Linked DNA regions of Homo sapiens: region 1 is linked to region 2. Evidence: chromatin contacts called from ENCODE Hi-C data. All regions are on one chromosome and are shown on one strand. Each heading gives the region's core, a stretch centred on a gene start or an enhancer-like site at or near the end of the contact. The rest is flanking DNA. Distances are from core to core; before and after follow the strand shown. Region 1 overlaps HIVEP3 (HIVEP zinc finger 3). Region 2 has its middle 12 kb from the start of EDN2.

The links. Hi-C counts contacts between places; a loop is a spot of excess contacts on that map. Pooled maps may share reads with other maps.
Region 1: a map of gastrocnemius medialis shows a loop between it and region 2 (5-fold over the local background). The contact joins two enhancer-like sites. A Hi-C loop is called at or near these places in 2 of 168 maps with a recorded cell type or tissue (cardiac septum and gastrocnemius medialis) and 4 of 50 pooled maps.

Annotation. Positions count from the first base shown.
Region 1 is chr1:41,533,941-41,540,788 of GRCh38, reverse strand. The region is part of intron 5 of HIVEP3 (HIVEP zinc finger 3); the gene reads left to right. Among named protein-coding and RNA genes, the nearest start is that of EDN2, 53 kb to the right of the region's middle. Within about 2 kb of position 2,853, at least 7 of the 41 ENCODE cell types and tissues checked have a DNase peak (open chromatin) inside an H3K27ac peak, as active enhancers do; they include gastrocnemius medialis, where a contact is called at or near this core.
Region 2 is chr1:41,493,453-41,499,843 of GRCh38, reverse strand. No RefSeq gene overlaps it. Among named protein-coding and RNA genes, the nearest start is that of EDN2, 12 kb to the right of the region's middle. RefSeq lists silencers at 3,238-3,287, 3,428-3,617 and enhancers at 3,141-3,689, 5,283-5,813. Within about 2 kb of position 3,488, at least 28 of the 41 ENCODE cell types and tissues checked have a DNase peak (open chromatin) inside an H3K27ac peak, as active enhancers do; they include gastrocnemius medialis, where a contact is called at or near this core.

The DNA.
Region 1 (6,848 bases), core at 1,604-4,103, 42 kb before region 2:
TTCCAAGTTTGTAGCCCTGGGGTCAGAAAACTCTTTCTTAAAGGGAGCCCGGATCTTCCTCCATGCCTGGTTCTGCCTTTTGGCTGAGCTACCTCCCAGGAGGCTGAGACAGTGGTCACAGATATGACCTGAGGTGTCCAAAGACAGGTTTTCCTTGGTCCCTGTTTCTCCTGTAATCTTAACTGGTGGGGAACAGATCTGCTTGGGGTATGGGGTAAGAAGGTGCCTGTTGTCATGCAGAAATTAGAATGCCTTCTCTATCCGTCTCCTTTCCAGATTGGAGTAACTCTGGGGTCTGAGCATGTATCCTCCCCCACGCCCCAACCCAGTGTTCTTCAGGTTTAATCTGTAAGGACAGCTGCAAGAGATGCCAACCAACTGCCTTCATGAGCCCTGGCTACCTTGCCCCATTCAGATAGATCAAAAACTGTTTCACGGCCTTCATGGTGCTGACACCTTGAGCTCATTGCAGGATTTAAAACTGTTCACAGCCTTTTCTTACCTAATGTGTACCTCAGCATATGTGTGTTTCTGTGCAGCCAGGAACACCGAGGTCTCAGGTTGTAGTAGCCCAGCGTTGGCCAGGCACCTGGTGTACGCATAGTGTCAGCTGCTACTAGAGAGAGCCTTGGTCAGTGTCCTCTCTGGCTGCTGCCCCGCACAGCCCCAATGGGGGGCTTCCAGCTGCAGCTCCGCAGGTCCCACCTCTGACAGTACACCTTTCCTTTCCTCTCCTTCACCACCTGTAAGACGCTGGCTGAATTTTAGAGCCGGGCACTGAGGCTTTTCTAAGCCAGTCTCCAACTGGCCTTTCTGCCTCAATACCTGCTATTCGTACTCAGCACTGTCATCATAGAATTGTACCAAGGTTTCTACGATATAATTTCTGTAAAAAGTGCCTACTACAGAGTCAGCACTTAACAAATTGTAGCTGTTTATTTTTATGTGATGAAAGGTTTCACCTATGACCCTGGTTGACTTTTTTTAGCGGTTTTTAGCAAAAATAATAATGAGAAGAAGAAGTGTTCATAAATGTTAACCAAGAAGAAAGGAGATATCCTACGGAAAGCGTGTGGCACATAGCGAGGGCCTGGTCACTGTGAGGTCAGGTGGTCTGGGGAGGCCTCAGCCCTCCCAGCTCTGGCCATTTGTGTGGTGTGGAGCACCAGACAGGCTCCCGCCTCTTCAGGGTCTAGTTAGTGACTTCCCCATTCTGGGTCTGGGACATAAGGGAGTGAGGCTGGAATAGTGGAAAGAGGAGACCATGGTCCTGCATCGGCCTGGGCTAGGTCCAGCCCCACCTGAGGGCTTCTGTGCTCTGGGCCATTCTGGGAGAAGATGGACAGTTTGGGGAGAATTTCTCACATGTGGAATTGTTTGAGGACATGGAAATGCTGAGACTGGAGGAAAGAAGTCTCGAGCAGCATCATGGCTTTTGGAGACTTGTGTGAAGGAGGAGCTGGACTGCCCAGAGCTCAGAGCATGGGTGTGAGCACAGGTTGACAACTTCAGCTTAATAGTGAGAGAGCTGCCCAGAAGTCGCAGGAGCTGCTGGGAAACTGTGAGTCCCCTGGTGCCGGAGGAATATGCACCTGTGGGAGGGTGTGGACGGGATCCACCTGAAAATGGCCTAATCCAAGGATGCAGCAGGCTTCTCTGCATCAGAGGTTTTAAGGAACTTCCAAGCATGAATGTTCTCTAACAGTAATTTTCAAATTGTTTTTACATTCACATAACTCCTTTTTACAAAGTTCAGTTTACATACATACTCACTCTGAAAACCAACGCAATCCAGAGCTGCTGTGGGTGGGGGAGGAGGACCCAGGGCCCCACTGCTCGGCTTCCCCACCCCCATGCCCCATGAATCCGGAGCACAGATTGGAAGTCACTGTTCTAGAACCCTGCAGGCCAGGGCTGCTCATGGCTGGAGCAACTCCACCTAATGTTCGCAGTGAAGGCATCCACTCCTCTGACAGTTTCATTTCATTTCAACCCATTCCTGCCTGCCTCCCTAACCCCACTATCTGGTCAGAAATGGGGTATCGGCTGTGTTTGACAGACCCAAGCTGGCTTCAGCCCAGGCTTGGTGCCTGCTTGCTGGCTCTTAGGCCTCTGCTCTTCGTCACCCAGAAGTCACTCCACAGGACCTCCACCTATCATATCCAATTCTGTAGAATAAAGGCGTTTGCTATTCTTAGAGCTGTGCTGGGCATTAGACCCCTGAGCTGCTGCCATCTTCCCAGCTGCTGCCACTGGGAGCTGATGTTTTCCTAGTATTAAAAAAATCACAATAGTAAAACCCAGGAAATGGTGAAAATGCCACTGTAGGTAGCAAGCCTGCAAAATGACAAGAGCTTGCCTCATCAGCAAGAATCCTTCTGGAAGGTGTATAAGAAGGCATCCTTGACCCACTCTCCCCTCTTATTTCTGTCGGGCCACTGCTGAACTGTCTCATATCTAGGTCCTCTTTCCTCTTGCCCTCGCCTCTGTCCAGCTGGGCTCTCTACAGTCACAATAGCCTCTCCTGGCCTCCAGACCTCCCCACCCACACCATCCTCCACACTGCACTCAGGCGGAGACTCATAAAACAGGAGTCTCAGGTCTGACCCTGTGCACCCAAAAAGTCTCAGACAAAGGTGTTTCTTCTGCAGAAGCCACCTGACACCCACCCCCACTGGTTCCTCCTCTCATCATCCGTAGCACTTTGCTCATTGTCTGTATTACTGTTTCCATCTCTTTGCTTTACGATCTTTTAAGTGCCTGTTAGTCACACTTGAGACCAAGGTCAGGGTTTTATTTAGCTTTATATTTCTGGCCCTGGCCCAGCGCCAGGCTCAGACCAGACCTTAGGAAATACTGTTGAGTAAATTCACATGCTTGCAGCTCACGTCGCTGTTTAGAACAGAGACTGTGCTGGTGGGCTCTGTGCCTGCGTGCCGTGGAATTCCTGGCACAGTGGCCTGTCCCTGAGGGTGCACCTAATGGCCCCCAGCCTGAGCGTTATGACATGATGTAGTTTCTGCAGAACCCCAACAAAAGGAGAATCTGGGGTGTACCCAGAAACCAGTGTGAACTTTCCCCATGACCCACATGGCCTCCCCAGTTTACTTTCCACCAGGGGATGTGTCTACTACCTCTTGGCCACTGAATATTTTTAAGAGAGACACAGCTCAGCAGGCTGTACCACCTGGCACTTTCCTCTCTTTCCACAGACATCCATTCTTCTGTGAGTTTCACTCGAAGAGCAGCGTGTCACTGCGGACAAGCCAGCCAGCTCACCATGGCTGGACCTCCCAGGGTACCAGACCTCTGGGAACTGGCCCTGAGCCTCACTTCACGGACACAGGCTGCCCGCCAAAGTGGGTCTCAGAGCAACAGTGTGTGCATTGCTCGTCACATCTTCCTCTTGCTTTGCATGACTGACTACACCCAAGAAGTGTGCCCCCTGGGAGGAAAGCATATTTGGCAACCAGATCATAATAAAATCAGAAATGCAGCAAACCTTTAAAATATCCAGACTTGGAAGAGATGCAAGAGTTTTCTAATTAAATATGAATAATAGGTGGAAAAGTCATAATATAAATGCAGAATAGCTTAATACATAGAATCTCAGATTAAGAAGGTAACTTGGAGGCCATTGAGTTCATCCCTTCATTTCAGAAAATAATGCAGCTTGGTGGAGTGAAAAGTCACGGGCTTGAAGGTCAGACATGCCCCTATTGACTAGCTATATGACCTTGGGGAAATTACTTTGAGCCAGAAGTTTAGCTCCAGGCTGGATCCGCCTCTTGTATTTTATTTGACTTACACAGTGTTTTTTAAAAAACAGAATTGCACAGCAGTTAAGCACATGAACCTTGTAGCCAGGTGACCTGAGTTCAAATTCTGACTCCATTAACTGGCTGTGTGACCTTGGGCAGGTTATTTAACCTCTCTGGGACTGTTTTCTCCTGTGTAAATGGGAATCATGACAGCCCCATCACATAGGGCTGTCATGTGATTTAATGAGGTAATGCATGTAAAGCATTTAAAATCGTGCTTGGCACCCAGTGTAAGAGTTTGCTAATATTTTTAGTTTTTTTTTAAAAATCTGAATCTGTGGTTTCATTGAAAAAACTGGAAGATGTAACAACTTCATGTGACATTTGGCAGGACAGGAATAGCCACTGCCCCTTCAGAGAGGGATATGCCCTGCCTCCCAGGTCACCACAGTCCCCACCGCGTCCCCTCCTACGCCTCCCCTGCTTTGCTTGATCATGTTGCCAGCCCATCCCCCTCTAGTGCCCTGAGCCTCCACTTGGTCTTAGGAGTAAATATAGCCACTTATATTTACTGGAACAAATATGCTAAACTAAATATATCCAAGTGAACTAAATATATCCACTTTACAATGTTATGACACTCATACACAAGCTAATCCACCCAAAGCCGCTCTGTCGGTGTGCTGGACGTGTCCTGAGCACGTAGACGTCATGAATTCCCTCCCACTAGCTAGGAGTAGTAGAATAATGCTATTCTACCTACTACCTACTACTAGAAGACCTCATAGCCTATTCATCTGGTCTCTAGGTGGACAGTGCTAGTGACGGGGAGCCCACTGCATGGCAGAGCAGCTTCTTTCCATCTTTTGTTATATTCAGAGTCCGGGAACAACAACCTCCTCCATCACCTTGCCTGAAATGCCATGCAATTTCCACCACAACCCCTCTTTGACATCTTGAGCAGAGGAACGTGTCACGTCCTTTGGGGGCTCTGTGCCGAGTTCCTTTGTGCTTAGCAGAAGCTGTGGGTCTGCTACAACCCAAGATATCATGTGCTGATGGTTCACAGGCAGCTCAGTATCACCAGCCATGGGGATTGCAGGAGAAGTTGCCGGGGGCAGGAGAGGACATCACACTAGATCATACTGTGCTGCTCTTCAGGGCACACAAGTCAGATCTGGGGTCCAGTCCTTGCGTCACCACTTTTGAGCTGCCTTGTGACTTTGGGCAAGACACTCAACCTCTCTGTTTCTGCTTCCTTCTGTATTCAGTGAAGATTGTAAGACCCTCCTGATCAAGGGGTTGTTTAAGGATCTTTTTCTTTTCCTTTGAGTCCATGAGTCTTAGAGCCACAGCATAAGAATGAAAAGATCCATCCATGAAGACCCTGGTCTCGCCATACCCCTCCCCATAGCCTCTGTCCTGCCCTGACCCCAGGCATGGGCAGAAAGCTGCTTCCAGACACTGGGAGAAATTACTCCATAAGTCAGCCCTGCCAGACCCACCAGCAGTGGACCGTCTTGCAGCCTCAGAACAGGCAGGGAAGTTGGTCACTTGCTCCCCTGATAAAGGGCAGCCTGTGGCGTAGGCCTCCAAAGGGCTGCCTTGGGTGGAGGAGGGAAGAGGCCAGCAGACCAGGCAAGCAGGACTATATCCCCAGGGACCCCCATCATGGTGTTCCGGTTTCCCACCCTGGCTCTTCCCCGGCATTTCTCTACAGCTGTCAACACCTGGGGTTCCACCCCAGCGCTGGCTGGAAGGGCTGGGCGGGGAGTGATGCCATTCTTATTTGTCTGCAGTGTAACAGGTCCCTGGGAGAGGGAAGATGCTAACAAAACCTTGGTCGGCATCATCTAAAAGTGTTTAGATGATGTGCGGGAACAGGGTGCTGCGTGGTAAAATTGCTGGCTGGGTGGTCTTGGCCATGTCAATGAACCCACTGGGCCTTGGTTCCCTTTTCTATACAATGGGGACGATGGTAAAATGGTTGATGGGAGGATCGAGTGATGCCCGCCATGTGACCGTGCTCTGCCGTGTCTCAGGTTATGAGGACTATTTCCGAAGGAAAGAAAGTGACTTGCCCAAGGTCACCTGGCGAGTTCCAACAAGAGCAGAACCAAGACCCAAGTGTCCTGCCCACCTCTCCCGCTCTGAGCAGAGTCACTCCTCTCAGAAGGTGGGCAGCGTATGCGCCCATCAAGGTTCTGAGGCACTGCCTGTGTCCCGCCTCCTTTGGGAGCCCAGCATTGAGTTAAACTTGTGCTCAGGAACTCCTGGAGTGGGAAAGTCAAGGCTAGAATCTGAGGATCACAGGCCCCAGGAAAGAAGGCCTCGCTGGTCTCTCTGATGTGCAGCTAATGAATATGTATTGGGCACCTGCTGGGGATGTCCTGACAAATGAGGTAGATGTGGTCCTCACCCGCGCAGGGATGATGGGGGCTGTGCTTGTGAAAAGGCCATTGCAGTACACACAGTCTGACAAGTGCCCTGGAGCAGAAGTGGGTGAGATCCCCAGGTCCAGAGGAGGGGTGTGGGACAGGCCTCCGAAGGACAGGACCTTGGTGCAAATTTCTGGTAGAGTGGAGGAGCTGGTCTTACAGGAGAGGGGGTGGTGCTGGGGCAGGGATGCAAGGCTCCAGGTGACCTTTGGCATGGCTGGAGGGGGAGTGCAGCAGGAAATGGGGGGATCAGTGGGAATTGGAGGGAGATGAGCTGGGGAGGTGGCAAGGGCAGATGGTGCCCTGGGCCTTTCCTGCCAAGGAATGCAGGGCTTCGCTCCGATGGTAGTGGGAGAAGCATGAAGTGGGACCTCTAGGCTGGAAGGAGTGGTAAGCCTGGATGGATTTGGGGACAGCTCCTACTGGCTGTTTTGTGAAGAAAGGAGGCAGTGGTATAGGAGAGAGGGTGGTGGCCAGGGCTGGTGGGGACAGAGAGGTGGCACCCTTGGAGCATGCATTGCATGTAGCATTGATGGTTGTGGTGGTGGATTGATTATGGAGCATGAAGGAAATGGAGCCATCAAGGATGAAGCCCAGCCTGTGGGCTGGCCAGCCACACGAGTGCAGGTGCTGCTTGCTGAGAGAGAAC
Region 2 (6,391 bases), core at 2,239-4,738:
TCCAAAGGACCTGCTGGGCCCTGGGCTACACAGTGGACAGGTCTCTGCTGTTCTCAGGCCCTGGCAGCAGCTCCTCTGCCTCCCTTCCCTGACTGACAGCTTCTAGAGTCAGGTAGACACACAGTTGGCAGGGGCTCCACCACTTACAGGCTGTGTGACCTTGGGCAAGTGACTGGTCCCTCTTTGAGCCTCAAATAGCCATAACCCTAACCCTAACTTCAAACAGAGAGGCTCAGAGAGGGCCATTTCTCCCGCATTTATCCCTCCAGGGATTGGTATGAGAGTAAATAGGGGAATATGTGGGAAGCTTCCAGCTCTGCTGGGCAAATGGGTTCTCTGCGTTTGATTTCATCCTGACCCCCTTCTTTCAATTCCTCCAACTTCCTCCTGTGGCTGTGAGCTTGACCTGAGAAGGGCCACACCTGGGTACATGACCCTCACATATGCAAGGGCCCTCAGGTATGGGAAACATGCGTGCCTCACCATCATGCATGAGTGCAGGTCCCCACTCACAGGCCCGTGGGGCCCCCAGGAGCTTGTATGTTTCCTCCCACATAGGCCTCCACTGCATGGCACTCATGTGTATCCACACAGCTGTCTGTGTCCACTCTGTGCATACCTGCCAATGCATGCACAGACCTATGCACACACGGACACACGGGCACAGCCATGCACAAGCATGGAGAAGCAGGTGCCTGAAGCTATGTCCCTGCACATCCTGGCCAGCACACACGCTTCCACTCTCAGGGGGCGTCCTAGCCAGGCCTGGCCCCAAGGTGGCCGTCCTCATGGCACAGGAATGCAGACAGCTGGGGATGCTCTGCCAGCGGACGTGATAGAAAGGCCAAGGGGAAACCACACGGGCAGAAACCCAAGCAGGCGTGCCAGGCCAAGGCGGGGCCCGTGAGTGCCAGGAATTGTGTAGTTGCAGGGGGTGGGGCACGTGCAGATACTTGCTTGCTCCAGTCTCTCCTGTCACCCTGTGTCCTCAGAGTCTCTGAGACTTGGAGGTCAAAAGGGCTCAGAGACCATTCTGTACCGGGGGCAGAGGCCAGGTTCTACCTCCCCAGCCATGCTATGTGGCAGGGCTCTGCCGCTCTCTAGGCTACAGTGCGAGATGTTAGGGGCCACACCGAGCAGTCTTCCTTGCTGGGAAATCAGAAGAATCTATGACCACAGAGATTTACAGGAGGAGGACTGGTGTCACTGACTCCAGTCAAGAGAGATGGTAAAGATGATGTGGAAGTCACTATAACACTCCAGGTGCAGGCTTGCGGGGACTCACGCTGACTCATCACTGTGTTCTAAGATGTTTGCATCTACTGACTCCCTGGATGCTCACAAAGGGGAGCTGGCCCCCCAATTATGGATGCAGAATCTGAGGTGCAGAGAAGTGTTGTCCCAGAGCTGGCTGACTTCAGAGCCCAGCAGCTAACCACTGTGCTGTGTGGTCTCTGCCTCCATGCACATTTCACACCCTGGCAGAGAGGTTTGCAAATGAGGCCTCGGTATTGCTGGCAGAATGAAAGACACTCTCCCAAATGCAGGGACCTCTGGCCCCAGACAGGAGAGCAGCCTCCCCATCCCCTACAGCATCAACCTTGCCCAAGGTGCAGCCATGCTATCTATGGGTAAGACCACCACACAGGGAGGAGTCAGGCAGAGCCAATGGTTACGGGGAGGGAGGGGCGGGGGGGCTTCAGCCTCTTCTACCAGTGCCAGTCACAGGGGGCCAGCTGAGGCTGGGTGGAGACCAGGTCAGGGTACCAAGAGAGGACAGACATGAAGGTATGAACAAGGCCATGAAAGATAGGACCTGGTGTAAAGACAGGTCATCCTCTTTAGAGGACATCCATGTCCCCCATATAGAACATGTGGCCTAAGAGGGACAGAAGCCAGAGAGTTCCAGAATACACTGAGTCCCAGGGGCTGGCAAGGACCCCAGTGAGGACCTGCTCAATTGCGGAGTCCCTGAGGCCAAGGGTGACAAAGGTGGCTTCCTGCAAAGGGCCCCCAGGCCAGCTGGGACCCCCATGCTCCAGCCCTGTTTGCTGGGCAGAACTGTGGGCTGCTATGCCCTGGTGTTAGGGATCTTGCAGATGAGGGGGAAGGAAGACAGCATTAAAAAATTCCATCCAATCGCTTGAGCCCAAGAGTTAGAGGCTGCGTGATTCATGATAGCACCACTGCACTTCAGCAGCCTGGGTGACAGAGCGAGACCCAGTCTCTAAAAAAAAAAAAAAAAAAAAAAAAAAATCCCATTCCGAGGAACCTCCCGTCCTAAGCTCAGACTTGGCCATTTAGTCGCTGCCCCCCACCAGGGATGGGGAAGCTAAAATGGAATTCCTCCTGTGAAGATAGAGCAGTCACAGGAGTACCCAAAAGGCAAGTGGTGCCCAAGGCCACACAGGGCAGGAGGGACCCCGACTCCAGCAGCTTCCGCACCCTCTCAGAGCAGCCCGCAGTGGAGCCTCAAGACTCCCCACTCCCTCTGCCAGGGCTGACGGTCGGCAGCGTCCAGCAGCTGTGGGAGCCACCCCGCCATTCCCCAGGAGAAGGGTCTTCACCCATCCAGGAGAAGGGGTGCCCAGTCAAACTGCCCTGGGGCTCTAACTGCCCTGCCAGTCCTCCCGTGGCTGGGGGCAGATGACGTCACCCCCTCTGCACCTGCATTTCCACAGCAGCAATGCCCAGCACTCAGCGTTACCGGTCAGATCCAGACATAGCCTGGCACCCGCAAAAGGCCCTCTGCGTGGCCATCTGGAGTTTGCCAAGACTTCTCAAGGTGGTTACACTCCTTTCCAAAGCACTTTTGGGCTGGAGACCTCGTTACACAGCCCAGGACTCTGGGGAAGAGCAAGACTGCCAGGGTCATCCCATTTCCCACTGGACAGGCCCAGGCCCAGAGAGGGGAGTGGCTTCAGGGAAACACCCCGCAAGCTGGAGGCAGGACTTGGGGGACCCAGCCCCCGCTTCCTTCCCACACCAGCCTCCATGTGGAGAAGGGGTGACGGGCCCCACACGGCCTCCCCAGGGCAGCGTCAGGTCTTGCTGTGGCCGCTCGAGGTCTCCGTGCCTCCCACCAGTCTTTCTGGGGCAGCTCCCCCCCTCCTCCTGGGCAGCCCTCCCCGCAGTTGCTGATTCTTTGCGAGCCACCCAGGGGCTTGGGCGGCCAGGACCACTCAGACCAGACCCCCCCGGCCCGAGGCTTAGGGAGGGTGCCGGAGCTCCCCGGGGACTGCTGGAGTCCGGGCTGGGCTTTCAGGGCCCCCGCAGGGGTCCGGGCCCCAGGGGAAGGCGAGGCGCGGGTGGCCCTGCGGTTCGGAGGTGGGGTTGGGGGCGCACGTGGCCGTACTGCCCGTGCGGTCGTGTCAGGCCCCGCCGCGCCCCGGTCCCAGCACGTTCGTCCGCCGCGCAGGGAACAAAGCGTCCTGCGCATTCCTGCGCGCTGACTCATGGCCGGCACGTAGCGCGCCGCCGCCCCTGCTTTGCCCAAAATTGGTCGGGAGGCGAGGGCGGGCCGAGCGCCGCCGCCTGCAGGTCCGCCGCGGCTGCTCGCGCTCGGGCCCCCAGCCCGAGGATTTCCCAAACACGTCGGAGAGGGAGAGGCAGCTGCAGGAACCGCCCGGCCGTGGGGCCCGTGGCGGGGGGCGAATCCCTGCCGGGGGGCCCCTCTTCTCTTTCAGCCTCATTTTCTCCATCTGCCGAGGGGGCATTTGCCAGGCACGGCTGTAAGGACTTGGTATGAGTTATCTCACCTAAGTCGCACACCTACCCCGAGGAAGGTGCTATTAGCATCACCATTTTAGATGTGGAAACTGAGGCACAAGGCGGTTCCAGGCAGGGAATGAGACATGGACACTGACTTGCTTGAGGTGAGGTGCTAGTCAGCTGCAGAGCAAGGATTTGAACCCGGGCTGTAAGGTTTCAGAATCTACATGTGTCCCCTCAAGTGAGCTGCGCAGCCTGTGGCCCGCAGGGTTCCAGGCTCCCTGCCCTTTGGTGGTTGAGACTGGTCCGTGGGGCTCCGGGATGCGTCCCTTTCTAAGCCTCCATTCTCTTACCCATCAAGTAGGTGCCGGCAGAAGGGGGCCCCCCAGGGGTTGTTGGGAAAATCACAAGTGAGGATCCAAGTATTACTGTCTGGTGGAAGGAAGAGGGAAAGGGTTTAACAAACCTGCGTCCCCAGCACCCTCCGGTGATACGGGCAACACCAAAGTATAGAGAAGGGCGAGCTAAGCCCCGCCGGGCAGGGCCATACTGGGATGGGCCTCCTTAGGGCAGCCAGGCGACTTCCGAGCTGTGAGCTGCCTGTCCCCCACAGGGTAAGCACTTGTCAGAGCTGGAAAATGAGGTAGTGGGAGGGGCCCTGCCCAGGATGTCTCTGCCAGCCTTTCCCCTTTCGCCCTTGCAGCCTGGTTTCAGAGACCGTGGAGTTCTTTGGAGCTGTGGGGTGCTGGGCTCATCAGAGGTCCTCTGACCCTGAGTTTGCAGGAATGAGGCAGCCAGCAGATGGCCTTGTTCTCAGATGCCAAGACAGACTGGGCTGTGGCGTCACCCACCTGGGGCCCTTCTGAGAGTCCAAAGGAACCCACCCCACGCCCACTGGCTGGAGACCACCTGGCCTAGGCCTCAACAGAACAGATGCAAGGCCACTGCCCCCACCCTCACCTTTTCCTCTGACTCCACTTTGAACTCAGGAAAAGGTCAGGTCCTCCGCTTGGTATTCAAGATCCTTGTGGTCTGGCCTCAACCTCCTCTCTTACCACGGAATCCCTCAGGCTGTTCACTCCCTATCCTGGGGTACTTCATGCCCTTTCAGGCCTACCGGCCTTTGCCTGGGCCATCCCTCTACCAGGAATGCGCGCTCCACCTCCACAGCCTCGCTCAAAGTCTCTTTGGCTAGAATGCCCTCCCGAGTCTCCAGGCAGAGGCATCCCTCATTCCTCCGGGGTTCTGCAGGTCCATATTTGTCCCTCCCTTTTGGCCAACAAAGAGCCAAGCACGGAAAGGCCCTACACACTCCCAGCTCCCTCTCCCAGGCAAATAGTGATGCCTTTGGGGTACCTTTCCCCAAATCCCAGCTGGGCCAGAGATCCACAGCCCCAGCCCTGGGCCTGACACAGAGTGGGCTTGGCATGTTTGCTGCATGATGGCAGAAAGCATAGCCGTGGAGCTGAAGACCCTTCTTCTTTACCCCTGGCTGTGTGACCTTGGGCGGCTTATGCAGCCTCTCTGAAGCTCACTCCCAGGCCCTGCCCTCTTCCTAGGGCTGTTTGGAGGACCAGATGAATGAAGGCAAGAAGAGTGCTTGGCACGTGGGCACAGCTCCCCACACAGCTGTCATTCTCACCGGGTCATTATTACAGACCTCCCTTGTGCCTGAGGCCTGGGTTCCAAGGCTGGGTGGCAGGCAATGAACTCAGAAGCATCCACAGCCCCTCGCTGACGCAGGCCGAGGAGGTACCAGGAGAAGCGGTTGCCTTATGGTTATGGGTCAGCCAGGCTCTGGCCCTCCACTCCCCACCCCCAGGTTCCACCCATATCTGAGGCCACGAGGCCTTCCCAGCCCACTCAGGCCCTCTTATCTGGGGAGATAAAGGCCCCCTCCCCTTAGGTGGTGGACATCAGCTGGCTGTTGTGTGACCTTGGACACCCTCAGCCTCTCTGGATCAGCCTTGGGGAGTGCCGGGTGGGGGGCAAGCGGTTGACTCCCAAGGCTCCCAGGCTTAACTTCCAAGTGGCATGGCCGGGGCTCACCCACTGCATCTGGGCCCCAGAGGAATGGCTCTGGCTCTGGCTCTCTTCGCCCCCGCCCCACCCCCACCATATCTGGTACACAGGGTTGGTGGGAACTCTCAGGAACCCTGCGACATCATCCCCTATCTCCTATTGAGAGTCTGAGGCTATTATTTTTATTTGATACATTGGGAAACTGAGGCCCGGTGATTGGAAGGCTCTCACCCAAGGCCACACAGGCAGTGGCCAGGACACTGGGGTGTGGCACTGGGCCAGGGTGGTCGAGGTCAGTCTGCTACAGCCCCCCATTCTCTGGTGGGCTCCTGGCTGGTGATGGCCATCCCCTCTTCCACCTGCCTCTCCCAAGCTTCAGCTATGTGCCAGGGCTTGGACAAGACCATCAGCTTCTGAGATGCTCACATGAACCCATGGGACAGAGTGGAAGCCAAAGCTCAAGGAGCTGTGATTGCTGCCCAGGGCACACATCCTAAGGGGCAGAGTGAGATTCTGTCCCTTTTTCCCCACTCTGCCTCCTATACCAGCTGCCTCCCCAATCTGGCAGGGTTTAGGGGCTCCAGCAACAGAGGCCTTAGAAAGCCTAAAGGGAGACCCTCTGGTCTCACAGATACCCCCTGGCTATGGACAACCAAGG